2 separate regions of the Homo sapiens genome follow, and region 1 is linked to region 2. A link is an interaction called in ENCODE POLR2A ChIA-PET data of the cell type or tissue named here. Cell type or tissue: MCF 10A. All regions are shown on one strand. Each heading gives the region's core, and the rest is flanking DNA. Links, peaks and the distances in the headings are about the cores only.

Region 1 (5,502 bases), core at 1,503-5,502, 190 kb before region 2:
CTGCAGATGCAGGATATGTTCCTAACTCAGCATGTATTCCTAACTCCTTGGCATGGCTCTCAAAGGCCTGCCTGATCTCATCCCTGCCTCTCCCCCAGCTTTACTTGCTGCTCCCCCACGCACATCTCCAGCTCTGGCATTCTAAATTGTTTAGCGTTCCTCCAACATATTCTTATTTCCACATGCCTCCTTGACTTTGAACAAGAAATACTTGTTCAACGAATACCCTTTTTCCCCACAACTGAGAATTCCTAGACAACATTCAAAATACAGCTCAACTGCCACCTCTTCCAGGGAGCCTGTCAAGAAGTGTGAAGGGTCTAAGATTCTATTCTACTTGCAAGATGATACATGTTCCTGCCACGGTTTCATGGCTGCTAGCAGAAGACATGAGACTTCTGGGTCAGAGACAAAGGACTTTATTTCAGCAACACGGAAACAGCATAAGCCTCTTGTCTGTATCAGTTCTCCTTGCCTGCAGGTTCCACACTGCCCCATGGAGGGGTCCAGACGGATGCTGCACATGCATTGGGTTTACATCACACCTAAGGGATCTCAAGCTCAGAGAACCCAAACCTTTGATAATGGACTGCAAGCAAACCTGCCCTCTGCCAAGGAGGGAGAGCTAGCTCTGTTTTTCAAGGCCACCGCCTAGAAAAGATGGCCTGGAACAAGAGATCAATTAGTGTCAGATATAGTTTGGATATTTGTCCTCTTTAAATCTCATGTTGAAATTTGATCTCTAGTGTTGGAGGTGGGACCTAGCAGAAGGTAGCTGGGTCATGGGGGCAGATCCCTTATGAGTGGCTTGCTGCTGTTCTCGCTCTATTAGTTCCCATGTGTTCTGATTGTTAAAAAGAGGCTGGACATAGTGGCTCATGCCTATAGTCCCAGCACTTTGGGAGGCCGAGGTGGGAGGATCTCCTGGGGCCAGGAGTTCAAAACCAGCTTGGGCAATATAGTGAGACACTGTCTCTACAAAAACAAAAAAACAGAAAAAAGCCTGGCACCTCTCCTCTCTCTCTCTCTGTCTCTCTCCTCCCTCCCCTCACTTCCTCTCACAATGTGATGCCTGTGCACCTTCATCTTCTGCCATGAGTGAGGGCTTTCCGAAGCCGTCACCAGGTGCAGACACTGGTGCCATGCTCGTACAGCCCGCAGAACGGCAAGCCAAATAAACCTTTCTTTGTAAATTACCCAGGCTTGTGTACTACTTTATAGCAATGCAAATGGACTGAGAAGTGCCTTTGCTTATAAAATGAGCAGAAACAGAGACCCGTAGAGAACTGTCTCCCAAGCAAGTCTTCCATGGCTACCTGGTTTTCCCCTGCACCATGCCCCCACAATGCCCTGTGCAACCTTTGCCTTTCAAAATTATGCATCCATATTGTAATGACTTGTTTATTTTTTTTGTCCACTATAGCCTGGATGCTTCTCCGATGTTAGAGACTGTCTTTTACACTTCTCTGCCAAAAACGTAGCAGGTACTCAAGGAATGTGCAAATAAATGAATGAATTAATACTGATAATTTTGATAGCCAAGGATTGGGCTACCAAAATAATCAAATCATAACAAATGCCTGCTATTTACTGACTTCTTACTCTTTATGTTCCAGGTATTGTATAATATTTTGACCTGGGTTATTTTATTTTATCTTCATGACAATACTATATGGAAGGTACTGTTATTAAGCCCATTTTACATATGGGAAAACTAAGGCTTAGAGCAGTTCAGGAACTTAACCAAAGGCACACAGCTAATAAGCAATAGAATTGCCATTTGAACTGGATCTGCCTGTGCCCGAGCTGTTAACCACCCCCTCTGAAGTGCTGCTTCTATCAGCAGTCATCTAAACCTTGTCTGTATTCGCAGGGGTGGAGGCAGTAGCCTGCATGTCCCCACCACCCACCCTCTGTGACTCAGCCCATCAGCCGCCTCACATAGACATTGAGCACTCAAATGTTCCTGCTAGGACTTCCCACCTCCCTAATCACCTCACACTGGAATAGATGGTATTTGCTCTTGGTATTTGCTCTTGGGCATGGCCTGGAATGCAAAACTGACCTTTCTCCCTGACAAAGAAAAGAAGGGATAAGATAAATTTGCAGACTCTACATTTGATAAAATTTACAGTTCTCAAACAGCCATCCCCCTTGTTTATATTTCTTTGATCTAATAATCAAAGAAATATAAACAAGGTGCCATGCTCGTATAGCCTGCAGAACTGTAAGCCAAATAAACCTCTTTTCTTTGTAAATTACCCAGGCTTGTGTACTCCTTTATAGCAATGCAAATGATCTTTATATTTCTTTGATCTAATAATCAAAGAAATATAAACAAAACGAAGATATCTTTTTTCTTTGCCTATCATATGATCACGCACTGTTAACACCCACTGTAGGTGAGGGCTGGTGAAACACAGCCTCAGAAGTTGATGCTAAAAATAAAATGGGTGTAGCCTTCCTAGAGGAAAATTTGTCAGTATCTCTCAAAATTTTAGATATGCATACCCTTTGACTTAGCAATTTAATTTCTAGCATTTACACTGAAAGTATTTGCAAAACCATTCAAAAATATAGAGATGTTTAGACCAAAATTGTAAATTCACAAACTCTTTTGAAAATAAAGAAATCTATAAAGGGTCTCTGCAAGCTTAAAATCCTCTGGAAAGATCTACTAATGATTTAATATATGTCTTACCAGGATTTTTTATGCATACTTTTTTCTAAAACTAAGAGATTTCATATACCATATATGTATATTTTATATACTTTAAATATTATATATACTGTTCTGCAATTTTTTTTCACTTAATGTTTGATTGAAGACAACCTTTTATACCATCTCCACAGTATTAACTCCAAAGTATTTTGATTTTAGATGTGGAATCGCTTCTATTTAATGAATTCTTTCTTGGAAGATATTGAGGTTGAGGAGAGTACAACTTAATATACCAGGTAGCAGCACAAAAAGAAATGCCTACCCCATAAAAATTGCTCACCCACATCAACTTTATTTATTTGGGAATTATTTACCCATTTCTCAGAATGATACAGAGCTCTTCAATTTTTCTTATATATCTTTTCCTACTGAATAATGCAAGTGGGCCTTATATTTAGACATAAATCACGAAGTCAACGCAAAATATAAATCTCGAAACACAAATGTACCCAAACTCTGTGTGGTTGTCAGACTATGGAACTGAACATTCACACAAGCCTTTGCTATCAACCTTAGGACAATAAGTCTGTTTCTTTCTGCAGAAACCAGTATCACCCCTTGCCAACTTGGGGCCCCAACTTGGAACTTATCAGTACCCAACCATCGCCTAGTCCCCTGGTCGTTCATTTTGACCTATCCTTCCCTTTGTCTGTATCCCCAATCCTCAACCTAGACATATAGGACAGGCACGGTTAGGAACAACAGCGGGATGAGTCAGCCTTGTGGCCAGGAACACAGAGCTCCTGGCAGAGCACATCACTCAGAGAGCGAGGCAGGCTGCTGCAGAATGAAAGCAGCCCGAGGCTACAAATGTCAGAGGAAAGACGCCTGTGCCTGTGGAGACCTTTCGCATCTCCCCCCAGTCTCATGCCATTCTTTTTTCTGTAAAGTTGCTGGGAACCAGCAAATTAGAACCCAGTTTTAATTACTCTTCAGTAATAATGAACCTCACACAAAGAGCCTTTATAAACCTTGCCACACTAGATTCTCACTCAGTCTTGTGAAAGGGGGATTATTAGCCCCATTTGATAGCTGAAGAAACCGAGTCACAAAGGGCAGAGCTTGTAAAAGGCAATGCAGGGCTCGAACCGAGGTCTGCATCTCACCTTCTTCAAACTTCTTCATTCTGCCTCAAAATGGACAGAAGGGAAGGGCTGCATTTCCTGGGACTCAGCCACCACCCTAGCCTCCCTGGACCTTGCAGGTCTCCCCAGGAGGCAGATCCTCTGGGAACTGATTGAGTCCCTCTAGAGGTGCCGCACCCTCCCCTGGTGCACTTCTGTTAAAATCATAAGCCCCCAGCGATTCCTCATCATGTTACCTTCTGACACTCCATTAAATGGATTGAGTCCAGCATCAAAAACCAGGGCGCAGGGAGAAAACAAAGCCAGCACCCCACTCGAGAGTGTATGAACAAGTTGGGGTCAGGGAAGAACTTGAGACCTGAGGGAGAAAGCGCTTGTTCGATACACTTTCCTCTCCCACTTTCTCGCTTGGTCTCTCTGGGCTTGGAGGTGATGGGTGCTCACTGCTCCATGGGAAAAGACGGTCACGGCTTAACACCCCATTCTCCCCAGGCTCCAATACATTTAACAGGCAAAGTATCCTCACAACATGCGGTCTCACACTTGTCGGGAACTCCATGATCACTGTCCTCAGTCTGCTGTCCCAGTCAAAAAGCCACCACCAGCACTGGAACAAGGAAGTCACTGGGTCACTCAAATCTCTACAAGCTGGGTGCTTTTGGCAGGAAAATCCATCCACCTGTGGCCTCAGAAGTCTGTTGTTTGTTTGTTTCTAGAGACAGGGTATTCCTGTCACCCAGGCTGGAGTGCAGTGATGCAATCATAGCTCACTGCAGCCTCGACCGCCTGGGCTCAAGCGATCCTCCTGCCTCAGCCTCCTGAGTGGCTGGAACCACAGGCATGTGCCACCAGGCCCGGCTAATTTTTTTTATTTTTTATTTTTTGTAGAGGGGTCTCAATTTCTTACCCCGGTTGGTCTTGAACTCCTGTCTTCAAGTGATCCTCCCACCTCAGCCCTCCAAAGTGCTGGGACTACAGGTGTGGGCCACTGTACCCAGCCTTCCAGAAGTCTTGGCCAGTATCTTGGAGTTGCTTGTACATGATTGAACTTACAGCTTCAAACTAGGTGTGTTCACCTAGATACAAACCAGCTCACTTTTTAACATCAAATTCTAATGTGAAACCGGAAAGACAACACATGCAGGACATGCTAAGCCTTGTAGCTGCGAGTTGGATTTTAAAGAGGATGTGTGCCATCAAAAGGGTGCCTTGGCTAATTGGGCCAGACTCTTCCTATGTGGGGACACAGTTCCATAAATAAAAGTGTCCTATTAATGCACAATGGCTTGCCCATGCTCTAGCTTCTACATGCTGCTTTCCTCCTCACCCCCAGCACAAAAGCAGCACAGCATCAGTGCGTCTGCCACTGACCTGTGAAGTGGGGCAGGCGGCAAGTGCAGCACAAAAGCCTCACAACAAAGACGTCAGACCACATCCCCATCAGCCGATGTGCTCAGGTGCAATAACATGCTGCGGTGTCCTTTTCCCCTTTCACATTTGAGTGTAAAAACAGACCAGGGCCTTGCACATACTGCGTGCAATTTCTAGACAGGCATATAGTGTTACTCTCTGTAACTTTCTGTGAGCCTCCTTGGGTTACCATACATATTAATACACATTCCAGCATTTGAAGAAAGGAAAGTATAGGGTGTGTGGTGATTACTTTTAATTGAATTCATCTGGAAATTTTAAAGC
Region 2 (4,000 bases), core at 1-4,000:
TTGTATTTTCAAGTACACTATTTCTTCAACAGTTGATCTTGGGTGATAAGGATACAGAGAGGGCTCAGAAATTATTCTTGCCTTTATTTTCCTTCTTTTTTTTTTTTTTTTTTTTTTTTGAGATGGAGTTTTGCTCTTTTGCTCAGGCTGGAGTGAAATGGCGTGATCTCAGCTCACTGGAATCTCCGCCCCGCCACACCCCACCCCTGGGGGTTCAAGCGATTCTCCTGCCTCAGCCTCCCAAATAGCTGGGATTATAGGCACCTGCCACCATGCCTGGATAATTTTTCTATTTTTAGTAGAGACAGGGTTTTGCTATGTTGGCCAGAATGGTCTCAAACTCCTGACCTCAGGTGGTCCACCCACCTTGGCCTCCCAAAGCGCTAGGATTACAGGCATGAGCCACCGTGCCCGGCCTATTCTTACATTTATTTTCAAAAGAAATTCTGTCAGAAATATTTAAGGAGGGCAACAGCATTATTTTATATTTATGAATGTCTGGTTTTAGAATTTCACCTTTGTTTATTAGAAATTCTCGATTAAAGTCCTGGTACTATGAATCTGATGGATTTAGTAGTTTTCAATTTGCGGTTAAGGATGGCATTTGTAGCCTTATATCAGCTTCAATGTCTAATTTATTTTGTTTTGTTTACGTGAACTCAAAATCCATCCAGCCAAGAAGAGAATTTCAAGTAAAATGGTTTTTTTAACAGCTTACTTTACAGTCTCTTCAATTACAATAATCTGTAAACTTGAACATGAAGTAGGTAGATGTGTTTAACTTGCTTTAAGATTCAACCTTGAAACCAAACTTTTCTGCTTTGTAAGATCAAGGCAGCATCACCCACTTTAAAGAAAAGCTGTCAGTAGGACATGAGTTAGCTTAACAGGGGCCTGCAACATTAAAACATTCAATAAATCGCAACTGCTATTATTTTGTCCTACAGGTTTAAGGAAAAGTTGACAACTGTCCCCCATGCTGGGGATTCATGGTAGTGCTAGTCTGGTACACGGATTTTTAATTTCCTGGGGTCTGTGAACTTGAATGAAGAAAAAACCCTTTATTTTTACTAACCTCTAACTGAAACGTAATATATTCCCCAATTACAGGGACACTGTAGGCAACAAATCCATCTTAGGAGTGCCTGTGACTTCATCACTAATAGAAATCACAAATATTTTCATTCCTTCTTGCAGTGGTTGCAGATATCTCAAGCTAGGATTTACACTTACAACTAGAAATTATTATAAGTGAATAATTATTGAAATTATTGTAAGGTGTTAGACCTACAACTAGATCTTGTTACTTACTATTAGCTATGCTAGATCTGTTAATGTTTTGTTTTATGATTTAAAGAAAATATTCTGAGAAGGTGTCCATAGGTTTTATCAAGTTACTGAGATGGTTTGTGGCATAAAAATGGTTAAGGACCCCTGTTCTGATGCCATAGAGCTGGGAATAGAGGGGTCAGGAGCCATGTGGGGCCTGCCAGTGTAGTGGGTCAGGGGTGGGGGAGTTGCTGAAAAGAGCTTGGAAGGGATCCGGGTCAAATCTCTGCTCCTCTGCTTTTTAGTTTTGTGACTGGGGGCCAATTACTGGCTTGAGACCAAATTTCCACATCTGTAAAACAGCAATATTCTAACACACCGTAGCGGCTTTAGCACACACGACACGATTCCTAGCGATAGGAAATTGTCAGAAACGTAAATTCCTCTTTCCCTTCCTCCCAACTCTGTTCTGTTCCCTCTTGTGTGATATGAGAGATTTTAGTAGATGGCCTCTCTAAGGTCTTTTAAATGCACTGTGATTCTACGTTTTTCCTTTAATTAAGGTCACACCACACAGTCCATTGTTCGAGTCAGAGGTGGTGTCGTAATGCCTCAATGGATGGCTAGTCTTCCCTTCCTGGAGCAGCAGTGAGACGTTCAGACCCTTTCTGACCCTCCTCCCACTGTCCACCTTGGCTCTCCCTGGCTCACCTCCAGCCTGAGCTCATGGGTTGGGAATGTGTAGGCCGATCCTCTGCTCACTGGAGTGCTTGCAAGAGGGCCTTGGGGTAACATGTTCTGAGACCTATTCCTATACTGCCTGCCCCAGCTGATAGCAGGCCTGGGAAACCCATTAATCATTGTCCTCGGTGGCCCCGCAGACCTGCGTTTACTCTCACTGCTTCTCTATCTGCTGTTCCAAGCCAACTGTTCTTAGATGGAAAATGCAGCCTATTGTTGTCTTGGTGGAAAGGCGCTAAAATGATGGAATGCTTTCTTTGTTCAGGAAGTTAGGAGTATGTGGGGTGGGGGAGATGGCTTAATGCCTTCATGAAACCATATCCTGACTCCTTTTTTTTTTTCTTTTTTTTAAATCCTGAATCAGAAAAGTTTTGTGGTCACTGGGTTTGGATGTAATACATTGTTGTGGTTTTGTTGCTTTGTCATTTAACTGACCTGGGCCTTGGAATCATGCTCTATTTCAACTCAGTTTTCAGAGTGGGTGAACACGTTTGGCGTGCCCAGCTGACCGCTGCATTGCTCATTAAAATGATTGCCAGAGTCATGGCCTGGTGGACATCTGTCCACACTCAGCATGTCCTCCCCCTTGTCCTGGCCCAGACACAGAGCCTCTGCTCCAGCTCAGAGCCCAGAATCTAACCGCCTGTGCCCTTCTCAGGCACAGATGTTTCTGAGACTGAACTGAGCCAAGAGAGGTGGATGGTGCATTTGGGGTCTTAAATATCACTGGTAGGATGCTGGCTAGGGACTGTGGAGGTGAGAGGGACACTCTTGCTTCAGGACATAGGAGAAGTAGGTGTGCTGTGGACACTGTTGACATAGACTACCCTTGAAGCTCTTATTTCTTCAAGCCACAGAGTGAGACGGTGGTGTGGCACAGGGCCTGAGAGCATGGTCTTTGAGGTCAGACCAACCTGGGTTTGCATCCCACTTATGGCTGTGAGACTTTTTTTTATTTTTTTGAGACAGGGTCTCACTCTGTTGTCCAGGCTGTTGTGCAGTGGCACAAATCAGCTCACTGCAACCTCCATCTCCTGGGCTCAAGTGATCCTTCCACCTCAGCCTCCCGAGTAGCTGGGACCACCGGTGTGCACTACTATGTTTGCCTAATTTTTGTGTGCTTTTGCAGAGATGGGTTTTGCCATGTTGCCCAGGCTGGTCTTGAACTCCTGAGCTCAAGTGATCCACTCGCCTTGGTTTCCCAAAGTGCTGGGATTACAGGTGTGAGCCACCACGTCGGATCTTGGCTGTGTGACCTTAAGCATGTTACTTCACCTCTCTGTGCCTCAGTTTCCTTAATTGAAAAATGATAATAGTCTCCAACTTTGAGGGTGATTGTGAGGCCTGGATAAAATAATATGTGTAAAGCACTTAGAACAGTGGCCGGCATAGAGGAAGATGATTACCTTTGTCATGATTACTGTTTGTCAGGACTGTTTGAAAGGACTCTGAGCGGAAGCTCTCTATCTGGCTGCCTCCCTGTCCTGCAAGCCGCTCCCTGTTCACCATTCTCCTCCTGGTTAAGTACGGGCATCTGTGTCCCAAGAGAGGGCTCCACTGCAGACCCTGACCACCAGCATACCTGCCCACAGAGGCCGAAAATGTGGTAGTCAGCTGCTTCTCTGAAATTCCAGCCCGGGAGAGGTAAACTAAGGAAATGCCATCCTCCTGAGTGTCCTGAACTGTCATCTGTCCCAGCGAATGTCTGACATTAAGGTTTGTGATGGAATTAAGCTCTTCTGAGAGATTTCATAAATAAATTCCCAATACAGTATTAAACCAAGCCTACTGCTGGGCCTTTCTGTACTTTTACTGTCACAAGAATGAGCTTAGGAGAATCATTGTTTCAGTCAGTTGTGGGGAGAGAGTTTGGGTGAGTTTAATTTGGTGGCTGGTAACAACAGCAGTAACTGACCCATACTGAGCCCTACAGTTTCCAATGCCCCTGTCTAGCTTCAGGTGTTGGTGAGATTATCCCACCACACAGATT

The links. ChIA-PET counts read pairs that join two places held together with the same protein. Peaks named below come from ENCODE experiments on the same cell type or tissue, not always from the same donor. Only the 100,000 strongest peaks of a DNase experiment are listed, where the experiment ranks them.
Region 1: POLR2A ChIA-PET joins it to region 2 with 6 read pairs; 3 of 35 experiments call an interaction of 5 or more read pairs at or near these places.

What each region holds. Positions count from the first base shown.
Region 1 is chr11:11,990,578-11,996,079 of GRCh38, forward strand. The region is part of intron 3 of DKK3 (dickkopf Wnt signaling pathway inhibitor 3); the gene reads right to left. Among named protein-coding and RNA genes, the nearest start is that of DKK3, 15 kb to the right of the region's middle. In MCF 10A, for the core only: no CTCF peak of the experiment used is centred there; a DNase peak (open chromatin) is centred at 3,474.
Region 2 is chr11:12,180,827-12,184,826 of GRCh38, forward strand. All of the region lies in intron 3 of MICAL2 (microtubule associated monooxygenase, calponin and LIM domain containing 2), which reads left to right. Among named protein-coding and RNA genes, the nearest start is that of MIR6124, 19 kb to the left of the region's middle. RefSeq lists an enhancer at 1,508-2,008. In MCF 10A, for the core only: no CTCF peak of the experiment used is centred there; DNase peaks (open chromatin) are centred at 175, 1,965 and 2,455.